Linked DNA regions of Homo sapiens: regions 1, 3, 4 and 5 are each linked to region 2. The links are chromatin loops, found by intact Hi-C in ENCODE. Cell type or tissue: PC-9. All regions are shown on one strand. Region 1 overlaps LOC101929473 (a long non-coding RNA gene). Region 2 holds the start of MIR3167 (microRNA 3167). Region 3 overlaps KIRREL3 (kirre like nephrin family adhesion molecule 3). Region 4 overlaps KIRREL3 (kirre like nephrin family adhesion molecule 3). Region 5 overlaps KIRREL3 (kirre like nephrin family adhesion molecule 3).

Evidence for each region. Hi-C counts contacts between places; a loop is a spot of excess contacts. Peaks named below come from ENCODE experiments on the same cell type or tissue, not always from the same donor. Only the 100,000 strongest peaks of a DNase experiment are listed, where the experiment ranks them.
Region 1: it touches region 2 in a loop (11-fold over the local background); 6 of 110 quality-filtered maps call a loop at or near these places.
Region 3: a loop joins it to region 2, with 13 times the contacts of the local background. A loop is called at or near these places in 77 of 110 quality-filtered maps.
Region 4: a loop joins it to region 2, with 15 times the contacts of the local background. A loop is called at or near these places in 57 of 110 quality-filtered maps.
Region 5: it touches region 2 in a loop (3-fold over the local background); 3 of 110 quality-filtered maps call a loop at or near these places.

The regions. Positions count from the first base shown.
Region 1 is chr11:127,072,304-127,077,303 of GRCh38, forward strand. The region is part of intron 1 of LOC101929473 (a long non-coding RNA gene); the gene reads left to right. Among named protein-coding and RNA genes, the nearest start is that of KIRREL3-AS3, 72 kb to the left of the region's middle. In PC-9, CTCF peaks have their summits at 2,038 and 2,250; no DNase peak of the experiment used is centred here; H3K27me3 peaks cover 1,771 bases.
Region 2 is chr11:126,987,645-126,992,644 of GRCh38, forward strand. The region is part of intron 1 of KIRREL3 (kirre like nephrin family adhesion molecule 3); the gene reads right to left. MIR3167 (microRNA 3167) reads right to left here and starts at 898; the gene lies at 814-898. It overlaps LOC105369558 (a long non-coding RNA gene), which reads left to right and starts at 4,787. Exons shown (of 2, transcript NR_188549.1): 1 at 4,787-4,890. In PC-9, CTCF peaks have their summits at 2,937 (motif pointing left) and 3,138; no DNase peak of the experiment used is centred here; H3K27me3 peaks cover 2,678 bases.
Region 3 is chr11:126,714,297-126,719,296 of GRCh38, forward strand. All of the region lies in intron 1 of KIRREL3 (kirre like nephrin family adhesion molecule 3), which reads right to left. Among named protein-coding and RNA genes, the nearest start is that of KIRREL3-AS4, 64 kb to the left of the region's middle. RefSeq lists an enhancer at 2,198-2,492. In PC-9, CTCF peaks have their summits at 2,312 (motif pointing right) and 2,519; no DNase peak of the experiment used is centred here; H3K27me3 peaks cover 3,685 bases.
Region 4 is chr11:126,605,163-126,610,162 of GRCh38, forward strand. All of the region lies in intron 1 of KIRREL3 (kirre like nephrin family adhesion molecule 3), which reads right to left. The region is part of intron 1 of KIRREL3-AS1 (KIRREL3 antisense RNA 1); the gene reads left to right. Among named protein-coding and RNA genes, the nearest start is that of KIRREL3-AS4, 45 kb to the right of the region's middle. RefSeq lists enhancers at 2,036-2,721, 2,722-3,407, 3,408-4,092. In PC-9, CTCF peaks have their summits at 2,320 (motif pointing right) and 2,522; no DNase peak of the experiment used is centred here; H3K27me3 peaks cover 4,851 bases.
Region 5 is chr11:126,915,255-126,920,254 of GRCh38, forward strand. All of the region lies in intron 1 of KIRREL3 (kirre like nephrin family adhesion molecule 3), which reads right to left. All of the region lies in intron 2 of LOC105369559 (a long non-coding RNA gene), which reads right to left. Among named protein-coding and RNA genes, the nearest start is that of KIRREL3-AS2, 23 kb to the right of the region's middle. RefSeq lists an enhancer at 2,510-2,559. In PC-9, no CTCF peak of the experiment used is centred here; a DNase peak (open chromatin) is centred at 2,707.

The DNA of each region.
Region 1 (5,000 bases), 85 kb after region 2:
TTCACATATGTAACTGATGTTTAGAGATGGATGGGACCATAGAGGTGATTCATTCCAAAATCTTTATTTTACAATGGGGAAAAGGAAGGGTTGGGAAAAAATTGAATAAATAATGCCATTTTATTGAGTAGTAGCTGACTCCCAGTCCATTGCTTATTTCAGTAAACAAAATTATTTCCCAGATATGAACAACTATGTCTACAGAAATAAACAAATGTTTTTGGAATCACGGCAATAGAGAATCAAGGCGAAGAAAGTTTTCTGAATTCTTCAGCCAGCAGAACCCGAAACTCTGAATTTTCCTGTAGAGGGGGTGACTTTGCCTTGGGTTTGCCATTTGAGCAGAGATCAGCTAGTGAGTTGTATCTCTGGTCTGCAGAGCTTGTGAATGGCACAGAAAATGAGGAGGATTTTGAAGCCAGCTAAGGCCAGGTTTGTATTGTAGTTCTGCCATTTTCTTATCTACTGTGCAACTGCAGGCAAGTAAGTTCGCTTTTCTGAGCTCAGTCTCTTCTTTGGAAAAAGTGAATGACGTATGCTACGTATCTGTTCCCTCTGTCTTGTCGACAGTGGTCATGCACCAGGCACAAGATGCTGAGGTTTGTTGTCTCTATTTAATGTCTCACTACAACTTCACAGTTTTTAAAATGAGGCAGCAGTTAATATTATAATGTCTATTTTACAGGAGAGGAGAGCCTGACGTTTCAAGAACTCAAGGTTCAGTACTAGGTCTTAGAGGAAGACTTCATTTTAGCTTTGATGCTCTCCGCTAGGCACAGAGAAACTTAAGCAGAATGACAAGACCTGCTGTTTGAGTAACTCACGTTCTGACCAGAGAGACAGACATGTCAGCAAGAGGTTACAATACAGTGTGCTCAGATTCTCCGGGACTTGGAGCACTTGTTCCAGAAAGGAAGGCCAGGGAAGTCTTCCAGGAGTAGATGGCGCCTCTGCTGACCTGAAGGGTGAGGAAAAAGTGTCCAGTTGCAGAAGGTATGATACTGATAATATAGAGATAAGATAGCTTTTAAAGACCTAGAGGTGTAGACTAGTTTGAAACAGATTGAAGACCTACAGATAGTTGTGTGTGACTAGAGTGGGGTTGGGGTGGGTGTGTGAGGAGATTTAGCCTGGAGTCTGACCACAAAGTGCAACACATATCATGTGAGGAGGGATCTGGACCCTAAAGCATCGGGAACCTGGGAAGAGACTCAGTAGGGAGTGACATCATCAGATGCGAGTTTTGGCAAGATAACTAACTATCTCACAAGGTTTCTGTAGGAACAGTAGAGCCTACTGTAAAAATGTTTCAGATTGTGGCTGAGCAAGAAGCCAAAATAACATACAAGGCAGCTAATTAACAGCATTTTCCAAACCTCCCACCTAGGTGTTTCTACCTTAGCTACCTTGCATTCCTTCCTGACCTCATCACAGACACTAAGCTCAGTCTGAGTGCTATGGTAGAAGTCCAAGGCTGGCAAGAAACAGAGCACGAGAATGGGAAACCACAGGGTGGATGGTTGCATCTCTGCAGCTCCTCCCCTTCTGGCTTAGAGGAACCTGGGTGCACTGACTGGCGAGCAAGGGTATCCTGCTCCTGGGCTGTCATCCACCCTTCAGGAACAGCCTCGTTGGCCTACTTGCTGCAGGAGCATCTGCATCTTTGCTTAATTGGATTCTCATCTTTTTAAAAATGTATTTTTGTGCGGTTGCCTAGAGGCATTCAGATAATGGGTGCATTTTTAATAGACTCAATAAGTAAATAACTGTTATTTTCTCCTCAAGAAATCCAGGGGGACTAGAGTTCTATTGCAGCTTTGAAAACAATCATACCAGAAATTGGACTAGGAGACATTCTTGCACAGACTCTCTGGGTGATTCTCATTGTTGTTCTCAGGACAGATGAGACCCAGCTGTCACCAGACACAAGTATGAGTCAGCTTGGGAGTGTGTGGCGCTAGTGCAGCTGCCTTACCGCAGACACCTGAGGGTTCACATGCTGGCAGCTAACCCCCTCTAGTGTTGATTAGAATAGACTATTTGCAGCTGTGGGAACAGACTTGCATGTTGAGGTGGTAAATCTGTGAGTGGGTGCCCCACCCCATGCCCCACTCTCTGCGTCTCAGGCCCACAGTGCTGAGACCGATGGTTTAGGGTTTCTAATTTTGTGTTGCATGGTGACTCCATGACCTTTTGGTAGCCTGCCCTGATTGCTCCCCCATAACCAAGGCCTCTCTCATTCTAGGCTGTACTGCCCTCCCCATGTCTCCCTGAGGTGTGATACTCATTCTTATCGCCACACTGTGTTCACGCCACTCTTTCTGCCTGAAATGCCCTCCCCTACTTCCACTGTAATTCTTCACATTTCAGATCAGGTTTCAGTTCCTCTTTCCCTCCCCGACTAAAAGTTCTTCTCTACAAATCTTGCAGCACTCAAGCACCAATGTCTTGCATTTGAGATATGCCACCTCATGCTTTTATTTAGCTCTTAATGGCTACAGAAGCTCTTGCGGGAGCAGAATGTTGACGGGCATCTTGCATGTAGCAGATAGCCCCACCTTGTTTATCCCAGGAAGCTGATGGACTACAGCAACCATCACTTAACTCTTGCATAGGAGCAGCTTAGACATAAAGTAGCTTCTCTACCTGCCCTCTTCAGCTTGTTGTGTCTGTCACACCAAACCCAAATCTTCTCTGACAACTTTCCAAAAAATTCTGGGTTACCAGCACTGCCAAACCCAGGGTGAATTATATGCTTGGGCCTAAAGTATTCCAGCCTAATTCCAAAATTATTTTGAATTTGTGGTGAGCATGCAACTTAAGTGACATAAAGGGTGGTTGTTTGAGAGCTACGTCCTGTGCTTGTGTATTGTTTTATGCTGTATCCAGCCACATTCTTCCTCAGAAAAAGAGAGGAGGTGAGCTTGGTCCTAATAAACAGCAAAGCTCTCATTAGAGAGAAACTCTCCAGGCCTGGTCCCTCATTAAATTGATTGGATCCATTTTACAGATTTGTTCACTGAGGCAGCCATGCCCTGATTGCATTTTAGGAGGACCACGGAAGTCAAGAAGTTCAGCTTCTGAACTAACCAGACTATCACTGATTCGTTCTGCACCCTGAACTTTTACCCCTCCTGTTTTGCTAATGGAAATAGGCTAATTCAAAGTCACAAGAGCAACACTTTGAAGTGGAGCCTTGCTTGAGATGAGGATTATAGACTTTAGTTTCGAATGAACCCCAATGGAGCCTTTCTTCCTGGGAAGACGTAGAGCAGCCCTTCTGTAACTCTCCATTCAAACCTCTGCAAATGCTATCAGCCATTGCTAAAGCAGATCTCAGCAAGTTTATTTGGGGACTTATGCCTCATATGTGCTCTCCTTCCCTTCCTCCCTACTTCCACTTATGGTCTCTATTCCACTTTAGCCACCTCTATTTCCTTCTTGCCCAGATTTAACAAGGTCCCTCTCAACCCCTCTCTCAGAGAACAGAAGTTAGTAGAGGGAATGCCGCAGGGTCCCACTGCCTGCAGAACCTCTTCAGCTGAATCCCAAAGGAAGCTCAGCAGCTGATGGGGAAGTGATTTATAATCCTAAACACAGTTCTTTCACTGTTGGTTCTGGCTTCTTGCATCACAAATTGCTCTGCATATTAGCATTACATTGATGACATTCAAAACAGGTGCAACTGCCTATAGAACAGCTGCCGCGGCCCACTGAAAGCTTCAAGCCGAGACCTGAGGTGCATGAACCCTCCTTCTGATAAGCTTCAGAGCAGGTAAAATCATCATTAAAGGAAAATTGACTTGTAAGTATGTGCAAGATTGTAGTTATTGCATCTAACCAGAAAGAAAAGCGAGGAGCCAGCAGCCGAGGGAATCTTCTTTAAAAATGTATTCAACAGAACAACAGAAAAGAAATTGCCATCTCAAGAGTGTTATGACACAACTTTAATATGGCAAGAGAGCAGACTGCTTGCATTTTCCTGGAATAGAGGGGGTCACAGCCTGGAGCTGGGGCCTGGGAGGCAGCATGGTATGGAAGCCCAGGGAGCACAGGGTGCAAGGTCCTACTTTAGAAAAAATGGAGCAAGAGGTTGTATTATGGGAAAAAAAAAAGCAACCCAAAGAAGCCTGGGAATATCAGATTTGGAGTCAGCCTAGTTAATGCTGGAACCCAATATGTCACCTGTGATAATTTTGATCCTGAAGGATAATTTCTAAGATTTATTCCATTTAAAACAAAGTGACCTAAAAGTTTTCACAATAAGAGTCTGGAACTCAGAAGGAGGGTTAAACTTAAGGTGGCCCCGGTCTGACTTCCACATGCAATTCTGGCTTCTACTTTTATACCTATACTACCATTTACTGAGCACTTACAATATGCTGGGGGCTAAGTGTATCACTTAATCTTCACCACGATCATATCTGATAGGGTATAAATGTCATCTAACAAATGAATTTAACAAATGAATAAACAAATAACTAACAAATGAGTAAACTGAGGATCAGGGCAATTGTTACCTGTCCCAAATCACACAGCTTGAAAGAGGCAAAATCAGGATTTAAACACCAGCTGCCAACCCTAAAAGGGGTTGACCCTCTTTTTTCAGAGTATCATGTAATTTATTTCACAGCCATAACGAAGCAAGAGAATGGGAGTGTAGATAAAGCCTCCTACGCAATCCTCTTCTTCCTCTGGCCTGTATACAAATAGCAAAGTGATACTGCAAAAATGATGGGGAAGGCCAGGTGCGATGGCCTACACCTATAATCCTAGCACTTTGGGAAGCCAAGGAGAGCAGATCACCTGAGGTCAGGAGTTTGAGACCAGCCTGGCCAATATGGTGAAACCAGTTTCTATTAAAAATGTAAAAATTAGCCAGGAGTGGTGGTGGGCACCTGTAATCCCAGCTACTTGGGAGGATGAGGGAGGAGAATTGCTTGAACCCAGGTGGTGGAGGTTGCAGTGAACCGAGATCATACCACTTCACTCAAGCCTGG
Region 2 (5,000 bases):
CTGCCAAGGCTCTGTTGATATGACGGCATGTCCCACTGAAGTAAAAAGAAGGCATTTGAAGTATTCTATGCAGAGATCTATCTTCCTTGCATTCCTCCTCTGTATTGCTCTGATTCGATCTAAAGGAGCTTTGAAAACGTCAAAGAACTTTCATGTTTTGCTAGTTTATCATAAGTGTCTATCTTAAACCAATATTACAATTTTAAGCATGGCCTGGGTAGACATGTGCCATCTTCTAAAATGATTTCTGACACAAGGTAAGTTGTACCAGCCGAGACCAAAGTGAAAAGAATCATAGGCTCTATGACACTCAGGCTCTCCTACATTCTAAGAGTCTTTTTATTTCCCCCTAATAACCATTATTAATCATTTCAGAAACACGTAATCTCCTGATATTTTTACTATTCTAGACTTGACAGAAAAGGAGGGTTTTGAAGTTCTGGAAAGTCTTTTTATGTAGAGTAGCTCCATTCTTCCAGCACACAGCTACCACAAGGCTCAACTCTCCCTAAGCAGAATGGGATTTATTTATTTATTTCTTAATCCACTGAAGGGAAGCTGGGTGATGATGAATTCTTTTAAAGAAATCAGCATTTGGCTTTCAAAATGTTAAGCTATACTGGAAGTGGGTTGTGGAGGCAGAGAGCAGTCGCTAGCCATGGAGGAAAGCTTCTCAAATTCTTACTCAGCTTTTGTTTGGGGGAAGAGGTTTTCTTCCATTTTTATCAGCTCTCCGTCCCAAATCCTACAAGCTATGAAGGAGGGGACCCACCGGCCAGGGCAGGGGTTTCTGTGGCTTGCTGATGGTCACACGGCTGTCGGGACACCAGTATTTCTGAAATCCTTCCTGAAGAATTTCAGAAAAAAGAATTTCAGAAATACTGGTGCCTCCACAGCCGTGTCGAGGGCACAGGTGGGCATAGGCCTGGAGGTGGCTCCTGAATGGAGCAGCAGCAAGGGCTGTAAGGGGTCTGCACAAGGGTGTTTGATTGGCAGGTCTTTGACTCTCCAGTCGAATGACCTTCAGGCAAGTTACCGAATCTGTCTAAGCCTCAGTAGTTTTCATCGGCAAATGGGTCTAAGGATCCCTACTTTATTAGATTGCTAGGGGATGGAATAAGGGAATGCATGCAAAACTCAGCAGTGGGCCTGGCCACAGGCCTCAGTACCATCTCCCCGTGGCTGGTCCCCATTCAGCAATCACAAGGCTTCGGGGGTAGAGAAACATGCTGAGGCCAGCACACTGAAACCATTACAGGTTTTGATTTTTTTTTCTCACCACTCTCCTCCCTCCTCAGTTCAGCTTTCTATTAAGGTATCCCAAAACACTAACGCAGCTCTTGGTGAAAGGAGAAAGGGAAAAAGTGGCCAAATCAAGGGGTCGGGGGACAGCAGGGCCAAGGTCAAACACCTCGTTGGTATAACATCTTTTAATTTGAGGAGGAGCTCAGTCCCCATTATTTTCAGTAAATTCTCAAACTATGCAGCTCTATGTTTCCTCTTCTACCCTTGTAGCATCAACTCTGCAGTTTGAAGTAAGGTTTTGCAAAACTTATGCAAAAAGTTTTCTTTTCTACAAGAGATGCTGAAGAAGTCACCTGGAATTTGCTAGTAGAACTATCAGTAAAATGAAGACAGCAATCCTGCCTTCAGCCCAACTCCACTGCCCAGAAAGGCTGGCACTGTGGGGACGAAGGGGGCAGTGGCAGCTCACCCTGATGCAGAGAGAGCGGCAAGGGACTCTGATGGTGAGTCAGCTGAGGGAAGCTGCTGGGGTCTCAGCACACCGTATAGAAAATCCCTCCAGCAACTTCAGAAAAACTGAATGAAAGGCCAAAGGTAACATAAACCGCCAGCTCTACCAACCACTCAGGCTGCAGACCAGACAAGGGAGTGGATTGTTCCCATGGTGGCTGCACCTTTCCTTCATTCTATTCCCGCTATCTTAGTTCACGCTGCCTGTGGATCAACTCGGGATCTCAGACACATCTCGTCACAATTATCAAGTGGCAAAAAAGGTGAGCCGCCATCCCCTTGGAGGTAAAGAAAGGCATGACGAAGTCTTAGGGCCAACAGGGGAACGAAGTCTTAGGGCCAACAGGGTTCCCCCGGTGTCTCTCCTGCAGCATGAAGGCCATTGTTTCCAGGGCCTGTGGCCAGGATCCAGTTATCTTGCCTGGAAGGATGTTCAAACAGCCATGGCCCGTGGTGGTTTTTTATAATGGTGTTGTTGGAAATTAGTAATACCATCCAGAGGTGAAAACAGAGTAGCACCTCCACAGCCTGCCCAGGAGATCAGGAATAATGAAGCCTCATTTTAGCATCTGTTTGTTTTGTTTTTTCAGCATTTGCGGGGAATGACAACAGAAATATTGGCTCCCTGACCCTGGAAGGGTGGAATCACTCCTTGTGGAAGGGAAAACGCCTGGAGCGGGGCAGGGGGCACAGGCCTGGAGGCGGCTCTAGGGAGAGGTAGGGGCTCTGGGCTGGCGGTCCCCCTGCTGGGGAGGACTCACCTTCACATACAGGAGAGAAACATCATCCCTGTGGCAGGGAAACCCGTGTGGTGGGCTGAGCTTCCTCGCTCCCTCTCTTTGAAGCTCTCTCAAGCCCCTCTGAGCATTTGCAATTGTACCCCCTTAGCTGCTGCCACCCTTCATCCGGATCCCCTCAAACACTCCACCCTCACACCCTGCAGAATCAGGAGAGAGGAACCCGCCTCCTGCGAGAGCCGCCGCCATCTGTAACGTTGCCCTCACCACCCAGAGGCGAGGAGGAGAGCCCCCCATCCCTCCCGTCCCTTCCCAGCTCCCGGCAGCCACTAGGCTTTCCCCTTCCCCGTCCTAAGGGACCTCCCGGGCTCTGCTCTCTCTGGGCAGGTTCAGGGCTTTGCAAGCGCTGCTGCTGCCACCATCAGGCTGACTGAGGCACTGCAGCCTTCACCTGGCGTCAGGGCCCAAAATAGTGCCCCAGCTCTTGGTGCGGCTTCAGAAGAACAGCTCCTCTCTGCCTCCGCAGTTGCCCCTCACTCAGGTGCAGCTTCCTATGTAAGAAAAAGGCTTCAGAGGGCATCTCCCTGAAGAAACAGAACTCCTTGTGAATGTGGGGTGGACCCCAGCGTCCTCTAGCAAGACGCAGAAAAAGTGCAGGTCCTAGGATTTAGGGAACGCAACCACTGAGGGATTAAGTGGTGGTTTTGCTTTCTTTGCCACAAGGTCAGTGAGGCAGGGAAGGGTGGGAATCACTCCTCCTGCCACTCCCGGATGAACGTGCTAAGCTTCCTGTGCAATGAACCAACCGGGCCCCAGTGTTACTCTGAAGCTGTCATTGCTCCCAGCATTGCCAAGGGTGACAGGTGGACTGTCACACTGCACCAGAGCCGAGTCACCTGTGACATTTGCAGGTGACTGACAGAAATGGGCACTGACATGCATTAAAGAACAGAAGGACGCGATGGTTTCCTGTTGAAGCTGAGCAGTGGGTGGCTTGGCAGAGGCTGTTTCTCTTGGCGTTGTCTCTGGTGACCCAAAGGGCATTCAAAGCCTTCCAGAAAGGAACAACTTCCTGCAGGGCACGTCCACACTTCACTTAGTCAGGTTCTTCTTCTGCCTCCTGCCAGGGGCCCTCTCAGCATCTCTCCATGTGCTGATATTACAAGCACTGCTGGCTTCTCCTCTCATTACCCCTCATTCCATTCCAATATTTCCACACTTATTCACAGCCTTCTATGTGCCCAATAGTGTGCTAGACACCAGGGGTGATAAAAGACTTGGATTTTAATCAACCAATTAAGAGAAGCAAAGTCCCTGCCTTTGCTTCCTTCCTTTTTATTATTATTATTATTATTATTTGTCAGAACAGCCACAAAAGGAGCTACTCAAGCAGTATGTCCTTAATTACTCTTCAGCCCCAAAGCCTGGCCTGTTATTTCCTCTGGAAACTTTGTACCCCGAGGTAAAACTGAATGCCAGAAAGATAAAGAAACTGACTCAGAAAGAGTCTGGAATAAAAAAGAAATTGAACTACAATGCTGCCTCCTTGTTCGAAGGTCAGACCTGGGATTCGGATGCATGATTTTCATAGGAAACTCCCTAAAATCCTTTTCCAGTCCTAGACACTGGGGATTGCCACAAATTATAAGACTATGACCTGTCTTATGACACCACAGCTTAGGATACTCTCCTGCATTTTTTAGTGTTGATGTGGAACAGCTGGATGTACCAGCATCTTGAGGAACATCAAGGCACATGAATAAGTGAACCAGACTGAAAATGACTTTAGTCAAGCAAAGTAACCTCTCTGGGGGTATGACAGCAATAATGCCCACTTCTCATTACTTCTGCTGATGAAATGAGGTAGTGCTTGTGAAAGCCACTCTGCAACTTATGAAGCTTTACACAAATGCTAGTTATCATCACCATCATCATCATAAGAACATAATTACTGCCACGACTAACAACACCCTCAACAACCAAAAGAATTTGCCAGGCACCTACAAGAAAATTTGCTGGCAAAGAGCAAATAGAATGCATCACCTACTCCCTAGGAATGTGTCATCCAAAATAAATAGATTGTTGCTAAGAGATAATATTCAGAGAATCTTACAGTTGGAGAGGTTTTGGACGTCATCTAGTCTACTCTCTAACCCATTTCTCAGGAATTGACTCCTACATTCCTGATGGCCTGAATTCCACCGTGAGTCAGAACACTCTCAGCAATGAGAGACTGTTCAGTGGGCCAGCCTTAGACTTGAGACTTACATATCCGCAGTCATGGAAATAACACTGTCTATTTCTTGCTGAACAATCGGGGTTTTGCTTCATCATTGAGCTTGTCCTGCCAGCCTCCACCAGTTCCTGAAGAGAACAGGCCAAAGTGTGGAACATACAGGTAGATCTGATGATATTCTCTACTCTTAAATGGAAGGGTACTCAGTGCCAGAGCCTTGTAAAACATTTCCAACATCTTCTGAGTAGAATTGTTTCACTTGTAACCTTGGT
Region 3 (5,000 bases), 270 kb before region 2:
TGTAGAAGCATGTAGACCCCTGGCTTAGAGCAGCATAAAGAGGGGAGCGTGTGGCCCAGGCCGAGCCCTGATACTGTTGCAGCTCTGGCCACAGCCCCTTAGCATTCAACTAGACATGCAGAAGAAACCTGTGCTAATGCCTGCGATTCTCTGTGGGACAGCGGGTGTGATGGAGTCACGGAGATGTGATGGGGGGCATTTGGGAACATGCTCATTCTGTCTTGGGCAAATGGCATGTGCTGGAGAGTTTCCGCCCTGGGAGGCAGCCCTCTACACATGATAGGTATGGGGCTGGTGGGGATAAATGCCCCAATTTCCTCACTTCTCCTTGGGGAGAATGCCACGTCCCAGAGTTGCACGGTGGGCTGACTGCCAGTTGCACACAGTGGTATCTACATGATGATGAATCCTTTACTGGCGTCTTTCCTTCCTTTCCTACTCACTTCCTCCCTCCCCTACCAGGGTTTCCTGGGATCGCCCCCTGAAACAAACTACTTGCATTTGAATCCTTGTCTCTGGGTCTGCTTTGAGGGAAGATGTGGGATATCCCTGAGCTGCCTGAGGTGGGGGCTTATGTACCAAATCCCACCATAGAGAAGGAGGCCCCTGCTGGGTGATCAGCGGAGTTTTACTTACATGAACTTTCCTCCTGCTTCCCCATCCCAGGCACCCGAGGCGTCAAGCCACAGGGTGAAGACTCAGGCTTCATCTTTTTCTCAGATTCTAAACTCACACCCCACCTTTCTGTGTGGCTGCATGGCTGGGGACTCCATCCTCCTAATGATCAGGTTCTTGTGCAAGCCTGTGACACTTTCACCTTGTGACAATGCCCAGACAACTAATAGAGTCTCTGTTTTGCCACCGGATAATTGTTTATTTCCTCTTTCAAGGGAACTGTGTAGAGGAAGAAATCAGTTGAGAAAAACAGTCTTGAGCTACTCAGGCTATCCCCATCTATTTTGTGGGGGAAGAAAACTATTCAGCATTTTCAGGTTCCTTCCTTTCAGATCTTCCCAAAGATCTCAGTGCACAACCAGGGCTGGTCTGGGACAGTTGCTGTGCTTCTGCTCTGCCCTGGCCAGCCTCTGAGGGGGTCTCCAAATTAAAATGCAAGTTTTAAGTCAGTGCTCTCCTTTCCTGGGGATTGTTGACAGCTCAAGACCACATGGGCTCATCACTGTGATCTTAAGGAAAGAAATGATCAGGGCAAATGGCTCCAAATGAAGATGAAAAAGCTTTTACAGTGACAGGGAAGAAATATTGCAGGCTGCTTGAGAAAATGCAGTTTGGGAATATAGGAGAACGTGGACCATTTTGCAAATCAAAAACAAGAGGAAAAGGGACTACAGCACGTGAAACATACTAAAGAGAAGAGCAAAAATGAGATTAGAAATAAAAGAAGGGCAGGCAAAAGGAGGAAAGAGAATGCGGGGGAGGCAAACATCAGAGAGACTGCACAAGAGCAAGAGGGAAGACAGAGAATGTTCAAACACCATCCACGATGAACACGGTTGCAGAGAGGCCAGTGTTCCACCGTCAAGAGCGCAGAAAAGCCCTTGGTGCTCCTCTGAAGAATGCAAGAGCAATCTGCAGTGTTATTGACTAGTGGAAAAATGGCTCCTCTCTGACTTAGCACAGGATGCAATTTATCTTCAGAGAGTACCCTCCATACACCCAATGTTAGTTCTTAGGCATGAGGTTGGGCAGGAGAAGGGCGGAGGAAGAGGTGTGGGAAAAGAGGCAGACAGGGAGGTGAGGGGGAATGTGGGAGGTGATGAGAAAGAAGGAAAAAGAAGAAAGGAGATGGAGAGAGTGATAGGGAGACAGGAGGGGAGAAGGAGGAACAGATAGGAGGGAGCTATGAAAGAAAGAGTAAGGTTAGAATAAAGATTTGGGAAGGAGAGGGAGGCGGAGGAAGAAAGAGGAAGGGAGGGAGCTGGAGAGCAAGATTTTGAAACTCTTAAACTAAGAAGAGCAAAGCAGCTAATATGTATGGAGCACCTGCTAGGTGTCACGCATTGAGCTAGGTGTCATTTCATTATTATTTGATCTCATGCTAACACCACCTTGGTGTTATCTCCCTCATTTTTATAGGTGAGGGATGGGTGCTCTGAGTTTCAATAACTTTGCCCAGAACCACAGCGTTGAGGCTGTAGGGAGGTTAGGATTGGAGCTCAGGGGACAAAGCCTGTTTCAGATGACACAGGTCAGCCACATCCCAGGGAAACAGGAAGGGACTGACTTTTATGGATCTCTAGCTCCCATCTAAGTGATACTGATGGAGCACAGAAGATTCCTGGGGACACTCACTGTGGCCTGTGAAAACCTGGGCCTCCAAACACCAGGGGGAGCTATCACCCTGGAAGAAACAGCCAAATGCATCTGAAAACTGGCCATATCAGTCAAAGAAGGTATTTACTAGCCTGAGTGTGAGTGTGAGTGTGTGTGTGTTGGGGGGGGGGGGAAGTGTGGGGGAGAGTAACAGCTGATTCTTTCTAGCTGATTTTCATTTTATACTGGACCTCATCTAGATGGGATCCACCCATTATTTGCAGTGGGTGCCTGTTTTGTTTCCTTTCCCCTGCTTGTTGGCTGCTGACTCATTTGCCCTGGTTACCTGGGAAGGCGGGAATGAGCCTAGGGCAGGCATAGAGCTCAGCGCATCCAAGATGATTTGGTGCGTTTTTGACAGATGAATGACCAATGGGAGGATGAACACGTGCTTGAACTGGAAGGGTTCTGGAAGAAGCATTTGATTCTTCCTCACCCAGGTCAGATCACCATCTCAAACATCACTTTAAAACAAAGAACGCCACAAAGGGAGATTTCTTTGCCTTCCTTAGACCTTCACGCTGGTCCTTACCTTCAAGGCTGTCCTCGCTGGACTTTAGCTGTTGAACCCACTGGCATCCTTTCGGAAGCCTGAGGTTGGGAGTTAGGAGAGAAGCTAATTATTCTATGGTGTCTTGGATATGCTAACAATAACAGCTCCCGTCCAAGGCTGTCATGTTATTTAATGAAATAGTGGAAGCGTGATTATAGTTTATAAACTCAAGTACTTTGACAGTGGTCACTGCTCTGAAGGTGCCACTGTTGTACAAGTGGCTATGTGAACCAGCAGTGATAGAATGTCCCAGCTGTTGGCTATGCCTTACCCTATTACCCTAGATCTATTGACTCAGATGCTTTGAAAGTTCTCGCGGGGAACTGTTCCTTGTAGACTCTGCTCAGGCAGGTTGGCGTGGCCAGGCTTGGGAATGGCTGTCACCACACACCTTGTCCTCCATCCTCACTCATCTCTGTCCTCCTGCTGGCCAGTCACCCCCACCTAGTGGTTCTCGTCTGTTTTAATGAGTTCAGAGTCATTGCCAAACTAAGTAGTCAGCTTCCATCAGTGCTATTCTTCATGTTGAGCCACAACATAAAACACTTTATTGCAATTACAAATAGCAAAATTATTTTCTGCCGAGCCTCAGCATCTGAACTTAATGGCATGCTGTAATGCCACCCTGCGCTGATGTGTGGCATATCTAATATCCATCTTTCTTAGAAATAACAGTGTTCAGAAATTAGAAGGGACTTTAGCAGTGAAATAATTAATGTGGATAACCATCATAAACGGCACAAATGGAACAAATACAGATGGTAGTGAGCCGTGATTGCTAATATGCTAACCTGTTTTGACAGAACTCTACATTTTTTCATTGGGAGGTTCATGGATAGAAGTTAAAATATCCCTTGCCTCATGACAAGAGCTTTGTCTTTCTGGGTAAGAGATTCAATGATCTCCTACCTGGGCAAGGTAGCATCACCGGAATTTGCGCTGAGAGGAGGGCTTGCATCCCAGCTCTGGGCTCTCTCACACCCTTCCATCTCCTGCAGCCACATTTCTGCCCTCTGCCTCAGGCTCAGGCAGGCGGGCCCACCCAGAACTGCAGCCAGACACCCACCTCTTCTGTGCTATGGCTCTGAGGGAGGGGCAGGGGCTCCCTGGCTGGGCTCACTCAGTGGGAAGCAGCTCTTTGAAGATCCTAGCTGCATGCAGGTGCAAGTTGCGGAACCCAACTCCAAGAGGCTGCACGGAAATGAAAAATTGCCATAGAAAGATGACTCACCAAATCACAGACACTAAGCTATTGAGACAAATATAAGGACGAGGGTGTTTGGGGGCACTGGAAACACTTGGCTGTGCCTGCTTTTGGCCCTGCTGGCCTTTAAGCAGCATTAGCAGCAGAAGGGCCATCCAAGTTTCTCTGGATGAGTCAGAGGTCCTCAGAGAAATGCTGGAGGGCAAACTGGGGAAGGAAGGTAGAAAGGATCTAGCTTTAACTTATTAAGGATAAGTGCTGTGCTTTACACATATTTTATTTACTCTCAATAATAATCATTTGCCGTGGGCATGGTAAGTTAATATTTAAGATGGGGAACCTAAGAATTAGACAATAAGTGATTTGCCAAGTTCACCAGGGGCAGGGAAGCTATGGGCAGAGCGGCTAGGGATTAGGGTCACACCACCCCGGCCAGGAGCCCCATTGATACGATACAGGGGGCCTCACTGAGTCTTTCTGCCCCAGGAAGCCAAGCCCTCCTCTCTGATGCTGAATCCCAGCCCCCTTCTCCCACTCAAGGGCGTTGATAGAAACCTTTGTCTCCTTTCCCTCCAGAGTCATCATTCCCCCTTTATTTAATCATCTTCTTACAAATATGCTGTAATATCTCTAACTTTTTTAAAATGGAGAAGCCTTTCTCATGTTTGTTTTCCTCCTGCTATACCTCCTTTGCTGTGTTCTCTTTTACAGAACTCAGAAGAGCTGTCTCTCACTGTCTCCTTCATCTAGACAAACGCATTTCCCTTCATTCCGACACTCGGTAACCCACTTATTCTGGTTTTGTCTCAAATCTAAAAATACGCCACTGAAACGGCTTCTTCCTAAATTACCAATGACTCCATGTTGACAAATCCAATGGTCAACTCCTTGTTGACACAAATGGCCAGCTCT
Region 4 (5,000 bases), 380 kb before region 2:
ATCTGCAGCAGGTTGGGGCCCCATGGATAACTATATCTAGGGACCGACTCCTGGGATCTTACCAAGTCACATTTGCAGTTGGTGCCTCCTTAGTCACTGCCAGGATTCCAGGCAGGTATAATGTGCTGCACTTAATGTAGAGGATCAGGGTCCCAGTGAGCAGCTTCATCTTCAGGCGTCGGGAGTGGGAGCAATGGAGCACCCATGGTCTCCAGGTCTCAGGCCACTTGGGTCTGGGATTTGAGGCTCAGGGGGAGGAGTCCTGCGGTGACTGCTGTGAAGTGGTGTGGGGGCTCAGGATGGGACCTACTTCATGGGACATGATGGATGAGACTCAGGATGCCAGGAGGGAGGCACAGCCCACACTTAGCAGCTTGGCGCACGCAAATAGGAGCTCTGCTCACAGCCTGTGCTGGGCACTTCATTTCCCAGAGACAACCGGCGCGTTTTAATAATGTCTACTTGGGTTAATGAAAGTTGTCGGTTTCACTTAATAAATACATTGCCATTCTTGGCCACACATATCCGTCATGCTGGGCCTGGAGCTGTGCGTCCCGCCTGAGTTGAGTAGGGATGCTGGGAGTGGGAATGGGGTGGGGAAAGCATGGGGCATATGGGTAGAGAGTGAGGTCTGGAGGGCATGGGACATGGTCCCTCTTGGGAGTTAAGCAGAGGGAGTCCTCTCATTGCATCTTTCCTCTGGGATCAAATTAGAGGCACAAAGGGCAGAAGGGAACCTTGGAGGTTCCTCCTGTTCATTCTCTGCCTCAGGGAAGTGACACACAGAATGGCCCCTTTGGCAGGGAGCAGTGAGCCATAGTGTGGTCCAGAGGGACGCAGGCCATCTTGGGAAGGAATCCCAGTTGACCACTCATTATCTCTGTAACTAAGTCAATTATTCAATCTCCCTGAGCCTCCATTTCTTCAGTAAAATGGAGCTAATAATCATATTTGCTTCATAGAGCCTGTTTCGAGCATTCCAGCATAAGCCATGGGAAGCTCTTAGCAGGCACCCAGCATCTAAAGCACTCAAATCAGAGTCACTAGTATTATTAATGTTAAAATATTATTTTTATGAAGGCACAGTTTAGTATGGTGTTTATGAGAGTGGATCTGGAGTGTGGGTTTGGATTTCGGGTGTATCACTTACTAGCTGTGTCACTCTGGAGAATTTATGTAGTCTTTCTGTGTTTCAGTTTCCAAGTCTGTAAAATACGGGGAAATAATACCTAACTCATGGAGCTGTGAGGAGTGAGCAGATTATGACATGTACATCCTTTGGAACACAGACCCAATAAATGTTAAGAATTATTAAGTTGTCGATTTCACAGGGCCATGGGGGAGGGAAGTCCGGGCTCTCTGGGAACTGCCTTCCACATTTCCCCACCTTAGGGTGGTCTCCAGACCACATCCCAGATGACCTTACACACCCCAGGGGTTGATACCAGGCCGAGACCCTCGACATTCCAGGGAGGGAACCGGAGGACTCCAGTCAGTTTCCAAGCTGCATAACTTGGTTCAAGGTTGGCAGTGAGGGGAGAGACCCAGGGGAGGGATCATGCTTAACATTCTTGGGACATTCTCCTTGAACTCTGCAGGGGCCTTAAAACATCCCTAAGTGCCATACCTCTACATGCTGGCCTTCTTCTGCACTCTTTTTTTCTTTCTTTAAAAGCTTAGACTGATTAAAGATGGGAAGGGATTTGGGGGGTCAAGGGAGGACTCTGGATGGGAAAGGGGAGAAGCTCAGATGATGGGAAGGGGCGGGGGTGGCCAGGCAGTGCTTTCTAGCTGAAGTAAGCAGCTTTGGAACCTGCCTATCACATGGCCGGGTATTCCAGGGTTTTTAAATTGCATGCCACATGTTTATCCTTATTAAGCAGTTGTTCTCTTCCAAGGGGCTCTCTCTGGCAGCCAAGAACCAACCACAGGGCTTGTCGTGGGGCTTATGAGTAGCTAGGGCCTCCCAGGAGGTCGTCAGAGTGGATGGAGGGGCAAAGCCAGGAAAATACCTGGGGGCTTCCACTCCCTAAACCCAGGGAAACGATGGAGTAGCTGAGCCGAGATTGGCTCACCTCCTTGTACAGGAAGAAAAACTGCGGCCAGAGGGGCAAGGCGAGGAAGTCGCCATAACACATTTGGTGTGGTTTTGGGCAGACAGAACGGGTTTCTTATGGCTGGGGCTGCTTTCTAATGTGAATATGAGTACTCTTGGCTGGGAGAGGAAGGGCTGGAGGAGAGATCAGGAAGGAGAGATCCACATCTGGCTCCGAGCTGACTCTCGGTGACCATGACCACCTCCTTCCACTGGAGGGAGCAGCCTCTCCGCAGGTGGGGCTGTCCCTCAGGAGCAGGAACTGGGCTCCCGCTGGAGAGAAGCAGCGCTCCACGTTCAAAGACCATTATTGCCATTATTAATTGATCGCTGTTATTATCATGTAGGCATTAAGTGGCTTCCTCTGCCCTTTGAGTTGTAACACTTAGGGCAGCTGCTAGCGAGGACAAAACAAAGCTTCCCTACTGCAAGAGCTTTATCTGGGTCCCTGCTGCTGTGTGGCCTTCTGCAATTAGCCATTTTACAGATGGAGAAACTTAGTCCTAATGATTTGCTGAAGGGCCGAGTTGCTTAGCCCTGCAGGGTACACAGATGAATAGGGAGCGTTGCTGAGCACTTGCAATCAAGACAGAGTTGCCACCCACTGCAAGGACGAACATCACTACTGGGTCAGCTCTGCAGCTGCAAGTCTGGGGAAAAGGGATCCACCCAGGCACTAGGGCAACTGCTCAGCCCCATCGCAGCAAGGGCCCGAGGAACGAGCACGTCAGCTGTCTCCAGGGCCTTTCTCATCATCTCCCGTGCCTGCCGTGCTGTCTCTTACCAACCCAGGAGGGAGGGTTGGTGGCTGCTGCTCCATCCTCACCCTTTAGACCACCCCACAGGTGGGACAGGGTGGGCCCAGGTGGAGTCTGAGCTGGGTGCCAATTCCAGGAATGCAGCTGGAGGTGGGGGCGGGCCATGGTGGGCCAGGACAGGTGGGAGAGAAAAGCAGGAGGCAGCTGAAGGGGGCGGTCTCAGAAGCCCCCGCTGGGAGCCTCCTATCCACCTGGCAGGCGTTTGGAACAACGTGCTGAATAACAGCAGCATTTGTGAAATCTAATTAGTGCAGGCCCAACTTCTGACTTCCTGTGCGGGGGCTCCTCCTCTAGCCCCAGGCTATCGAGCTGAATTAAGCTGCCTAAGATCACCTCATTAAATTCACTAACCTTGCTTTTCCACCAGGTTTAGCCCCTGGTGCCCTTCCTCTGTCTGTGGGAGGTGCGCGTCTGGCATTCCTCCAGTGCGTTCCCAGGCAGGTGTTTTGAGAAACTCCCCTCCTCTTCCCTCCTCTCCCCTCCCCAAATGGCTCCCTTAATCACGAGCTGCTTTCTTCTGAGCTCAATAATCACCCTGGACTAATCCATACACAAAATCCTGTGGCTGCAGTAGGAGCCCCCTTCCCAGCCCTCCCTGGCTAAGGGATGGTGGTCCCAGAGGCACTGAGGACTCCTCCTGGAGGCAGGCAGGGGGCTGTCCAGAGGCAGAGCATTGGGCCTGCTGGCAAACTGCTAACTGGCACAGGTGACTTGCATTTCCTGGGGCCTAACTGCTGGGAGTGCACTTCTGGAGTGGAGATGGGCAATGGGGATGCCTGATGAGACCTATGTCCAGGACAGGAGGGGAGGGGATGGAGAAGCAGCTCTGGAGCCCAGCTTGCTGTTAGCCCTGAGAAACAAGTGACTTCCTGTGGGTCAGAGTACAGGGTGGGTAGCAGAAACAATCAGGCCAGAGGGGTATTTGTTGCAGAAGAGAAATGTGATGCAATTAGTATGCTAGGAGAATGGAAAACTAACCCGGAGACAGGGCTAAAGTTACTGCCCACTCAACTCTGCATGGAATTGTGCTGAATTGAGGAGCACTGCAGCGAGACCTGACCACCGCCCAGCCCAGGTTGGGTTTGTTTTCCCCGCTCTGAGACCGGACCTCAGGAAAGGGGTGCGGGGAAGGTTGGGTTCAGAAGGAGAGACTCTCCAGCCACACCTGTGAAGCTCCAGGCAGTTTCCCTAATGTCTCTCCTTAGCCTCTTGCAGAGAGGGCTAATGTATGTCTTCCCCCCGGGCTGGTGGCTGGGTTAATTGGACCTTGTTTATGTAGCATCTATTATTTATGATTTCCTTTCGTCTCTCCTGAGTATGACAACTGTGGTTAAGCAACCAGAGTTATTCCTGCCTCGGGACATGTATGAGGACGGTCTCCTTTGCAGCCTACCTGAAGTGAATGTGAGGCCGAGAGGCTTCGTGAAAGGTTAAGTGGGTGGGGGACCTGCTGGGAGAGAGGGGCAGGGGAATGTGCCTGAGATCAGACAGCCTTGCACTAAGCTCAGCTCCTTTCTGGGGGGACCTCCGATGCATGCTCACTTGTATAAAATCTAACTGGAACTGGGATCGTGTTCTGGGGGTTCCGAACTTTGGCTGCATATTGGAATTATCTGAGATGTCTGAAAAACCTGACAACCAGAGATTCCAGATTAATCGGTATGGGGGTGTGGCTACAAGGTTTCAGAGCTCCCCAGTATTCTAATATACAGCAAAAGTTGAGAGCCACTCGCAGCTCCAGCACATTCTTACTGTGTCAGTTTTTTTCTGTTGATTATGAACAACAGCAGCTAACATTAATAGAACCTGATGATGCGATAGGCACCGAGATAAGAATTTTATGTGGATGACTTCAACGAATCCTCAGAACAACCCAATGTTGTTGGAAGGTGCAATGATCATCTTCCTTTTACAGATGAAGAAACTGAGGCTCAGGGAGGTTAAGTAAATGAGGCCGAAGTCACACATTGTTTCAGTTACAAAGTTAGGCCTGACCTGACTCCAAAATCTGTGCTGTTAACTTTTTTTTTTTTGAGACAGAATTTTGCCCTTTCACCCAGACTGGAGTGCAGCAGCAAGATCTCGGC
Region 5 (5,000 bases), 72 kb before region 2:
TGAGGGTTTTTGAAGTCCAATAACTCTCCTGAGCCATTCTTCCCCCACTCCCAGCATATTTTTCATTTCTTTTCATTAAAATTAGGAAATTGAATTTCAGCTCTGTATTTTTTTTTTAAAGCTCGCTGCTTGTAAATAATGGTGGCTAAGGATTAAATCCCCAATTCTAAACATTCGTCCTGAGATCCATCAAGCTGATGAAGATTTGTGTATCCTCATCGGGCCCAGATCTCAGACAGGAGAGACGTGGTCAACTGTGATTTGAGAGATGAATTCAGGCATCATAGGCTTCCTTTGCCTCTCTGTAGAATCCAGTTTTGTCCAAGCGAGACAGTATCATTGACTCACATGAAGAGTGGAACTGTAGTGTTGGAAGCTGAATGAGCACTAAAGTACCACTCATCTAACTCTCCTGCCCTCATCAGGCCAAGGCTCAGCTTTGTATTTTCAAAATCTCTTTGTAAGTTCTCTCCTGGTAGCTGATAACTGTTTTAGTCACATTGTAGTCAACCCATTCTTTGTTATTTCTGACATAAAGTGATCTTACCTTTAGGTAAGAGCATTTCACATTCTCTTATTCTCTTAACAGATCTGAACCTAGTCTTGAAATGGGTCACATAACCATTTGCAAATGTAAAAAAAATTCTTCACAAAGGTTCCAGTCTGTATATAGGCTTCATGACAGCAGGGCCTCATCTGCTCTCTTCGTGCAACCTCCCCCAGCCACAGAACAGTCTCCAGCACATAGTAGATGATGCATAATATTTGTTGAATGAAGGAGTGAATAAAATTCTAATCATATGTAAAACATATACAGCCTTTCACAGTGCTTCCACACCTAGTGATTAATAGCGTTCTAATGATACCCTGAATGAGTAGCAAAGGTAGGGTGATCCTTAGATTATTTATAAAGCAGATGAGCCCAGATATGGAATAACTTAAGATCTTATGGCTGGTCAGTGGTAAAACTGGAGTAGGTTTCAGATCACCTGAGTCTCAGAATGTGCTGTTTTCATATAGACCAGTGCTTCTGAAGGTTGAGTTAGGCATATATCAGAGTCACCCAAAGGATTTATTAAAACACAAATTGCTGAGCCCCATCCTCAAAGTGTCACTTCTGTAGGCCAAGGGTGGGCCGCCAGAATCTGCATTTTTAACACGTACCCAGGTGATGTCAGTACTGCCGGCCCTGGGACCACACTGTGAGGACAACTCAGAAAGGCCATAGTTTACGAACTGCAAAATGAAGGAATATGAGGGAGAGAGAAAGACACTTCTTAACATCCTCCGAGACTATGTTTAGGGTATCAAACTCAACTGATCGGTACAGAAAGCCAGGCTGTGTGATTTAACTGCAGAAGTCTTTGCTATCCCTTAAAAAGCAAACAAACAAAAAACCTGCTAATGTAGATCACGGGACAGGAAGTTCCAACCTGGGGATATTCTAACTTAGAATGAAGGTTAGCTGGAGTCTTTCTAAGTATGAATTTAGGTTTCGAAAAGAGATTTTGGAGCTGGATAAAGCATTAGTTACATGGTCCAAACTTCTCACATATGCACCTGCAGAAAGAAAGGGGTTAGAAGGGTGATGTGCCTAGTCCAGTGTCCCAGACTCTCTTCATGCCTGATTCTTCAGCTGTAAGGCATAATCAAAAGGGGACAGGATGTCCCCCAGCTTGGTTCTCCTACGACTGTTTCTGCGGGGACAGTTGGTCACCCTATACATGTAAATTCTTTTAACTTGTACACCAATGTTCATTGCAGCAGTATTCATAATAACCAAAAAGTAGAAGTCACCCACGTGTCTAACAGATGAATGCAAACACAAAATATGATATAGTCACACAATGGAATATCATTCAGCCATAAAAAGGAATAACATTCTGATACACAGTATGTTAAAGATTCACCTTGAAAATATTATGCTAAATCAAATGAACCAGACACAGAAGGATATATATTGTACGATTCCACTTATATGAAGTATTCAGAATAGGCAAATTCATAAAAATAAAAAATAGATTAAAGGTTATCAGGACTGAGACGGAAGGAAGTGGGAGTTATTGCTTAATGGGTACAGAATTTCTGTTTACAGTGATGAAAAAGTTCTGGAAATAAATAGTGGTGATGGTTGCACAACATTGTCAATATAGTTAATGCCACTAAACCGTATACTTAAAAGTGGTTAAAATGTCAAATTTCATGTTGTATATATTTTACCACAATAAAAAAATTAAAAAAAAACAAGGAAAAACCTGCAAACAACAAAAATCTTTCCAAACCACGTAGCACCTCCACACCTATCCTGCCTCTCTTAGAGCACTGCTCAGTTGTAGGCTGTGTGGGGAGTGAGTAATGATCACCTGGTGCAATCTGGTTTCTAGTATGAGTTGCTTCCACTCATACTAGAAACCATATATGTATACCACATACTAGAAACCATATACTAGAAACCACTCACACTAGAAACCAATAGTGAGGTGGTTGCCACTATTTCCATTGGCAACCAATACTTTTCTGCCACTCCACTCATTGTCTAACCTTAGGCATGGACTTTAGAATTGAGGTGGCGTTTCTGAAGAACGAGATGGTAAAAACAGTGGCATTTCTGTTCCCTCCTCCACCCCAGTTGCACGCTTTGGTAATTGTTGAACTCGATTTCACTTGGTGTGTGATGACACATCTTACAGTGATGGAGCAGAATTTAGATGCTGTGACTCATCTCTCCAAGCTGGGTTTCCATAAGACTCCACACTGATCTCTGGCATGTTTACTGCTGCCTGGGAAACTGGTTTTGTGCATTCTCAGAAATACGAGATTGGCCCATAATGATATGCATGCCTCTCAGAGGGAAGACAGAGACTCACGGTATGGCAGTTGAAGGACACACGACTTGAGGGAGATGGATGTTACTGAGGCAAAAGAAATGTTCATTGCCTACTCGCTCATCATGGTGCTTCCCTCCCATGTGTGTGTCCATTTGGGCCTCAGCAACATCCCCAGATGCTGGGCAGATCCAGTGAATTGCAAGTAAGCAAATAAACATGATTTAATAGTAGATGAGAAGACTTTGCCACACCATGGTACCTCCCCCTGCATTTATTTTGGCAATTTGGTGCCGAATATTTACGACAGTGCTTTAGACCATCCAGGTAGTTTTAGCGTAAGGAGTGAAGTCTTTGTAAACTAAGCTGCTTGTTCCTCTGACAGGGTGATAAGCAAGCTTGTGGTGGAGGGCAGTTACCGGATTTTAATTAACTAGCTGAATTATTACGTTTTTGCATAAACATTCTTCACCATCATCCACTCATGACATAGGTTAGGTACATTTACACAGAGAACTAAAATGATACATTCTCTGCCTCCTAGGAGTTTATAATCTAAGAAAGGGATTGCAAATACATAGAAAGGCTATTCCATTCTTCATCTCTGTGACATGGCAGACATTACTAATCAAGGATAGTTCCCCTTTTCAAAATCTTTTCCTGCATTGGATGCCAGGCAGCCATTGTAATCAATTGCAGGGTGTGCAAGGCCTTCCTGATGTCTGCATGTTATAAAGAATGGGGAGCTAGCTGCCAAGACATTCCTATGACACCAGATGGGGAATGTATTGTTACATGTATTTTAACAATGTAACAATATTGCATAGACCCAAGGAAATATGATTTTATAACGTCATATGTTATAACATCATATGTTATAAGATATGTATTGTTACATCATATTATATTATTATTTGTATTATATATATGTATATATGTATTATTATGTGTATTAATACTATATTATATATAATATGATGTATTGCTACAGACCCAAGGAGATATGATTTTTTAACATCAACTTAGGTTTTCATACCTTTCAAGTGATAAATACATGCATAATTTGTAGAATTAAGGCATAGTGCTTTTGTGGGTTTCGATAAGCCTGACTTCTCAGTGTGGATGCTCCCATGTTGTGGATGAGATTGAGCGCTGTGGTAGGTGCAGCCATCACTAATGTCTTTGCCCCTAAGACAGGAGCAAGCTGGGCCCCTTGGTTAAACACTGATTACAGCCACATACTCTCCTCACTTCCTCCTTTCTGTAGTTCCAGTTGAGTAATTAAAATCACTTCTGTTAAAGTAGCATGGTTGGCTCAACAAGCCAAGGGCAAGTTTACGGATCTGGAGGATGGAAACTACTTTAAACCTTGGTAGTTCTGGCTGCAGTGAGGAATAACAATTAGAATAATTGATAACCAGGTCCTTGATGTCCAGTCACCACCCAAGGCCTGCAACACATCAGAGACAAGCCTGATTCTCTGGCTGGAGTAGATAACAGAGCTGGGGTTGGGCTATTCTGGTTGCTTAAGCTGCAGTGGCCAAGGACATGCTTCACTTTGGTGACACCAGTTGTGCAGAAGCTCTTGAACTCACACAGTTGAGGTCTTTGTGGTCTGGGAGAGAAACCCTTTCCCTGATATGTGCACAGTAAGCATGGGGCTAAATAGGTGTGCATGACTTTCAGATTACATGCAAAGAAGTTTTAGAGGTTAAGAGTTCCAAAGAGGACAGACAGGATTTGCTGGAGCAGGCCTGGGGTAATACAGAATATTCCAGTAACAATAGTGTAACTGCACTACTACAGTATTAAGAGTAACAATATTGTTACTAAACAATAGGAGGATACTACTAAGCAGTAACAATGCTACTGCTAATTGTGTGCCATTTATTGAACAATGACTACATACCTGATATGATGCTAAATGTGTTTATAATGATAGCATTTAATTTTATCATTTAACTATATCATGTAATCTTCATATCAACCCCATGACGTACTTGTCACTTGTCATTCTTCTTATTGTACAGATGAAAGTTTTCAAAGATGAAGTAATTTTCCCAAAGTCAAACAGACAGGGAGTGGCTTGGTTAAGAATCTGCCCCCAAAACTCATGCTGCTCACTTCCATATATTATTGCTCTTGCACAATCTGATATGCTCTCCCATGGCTGAC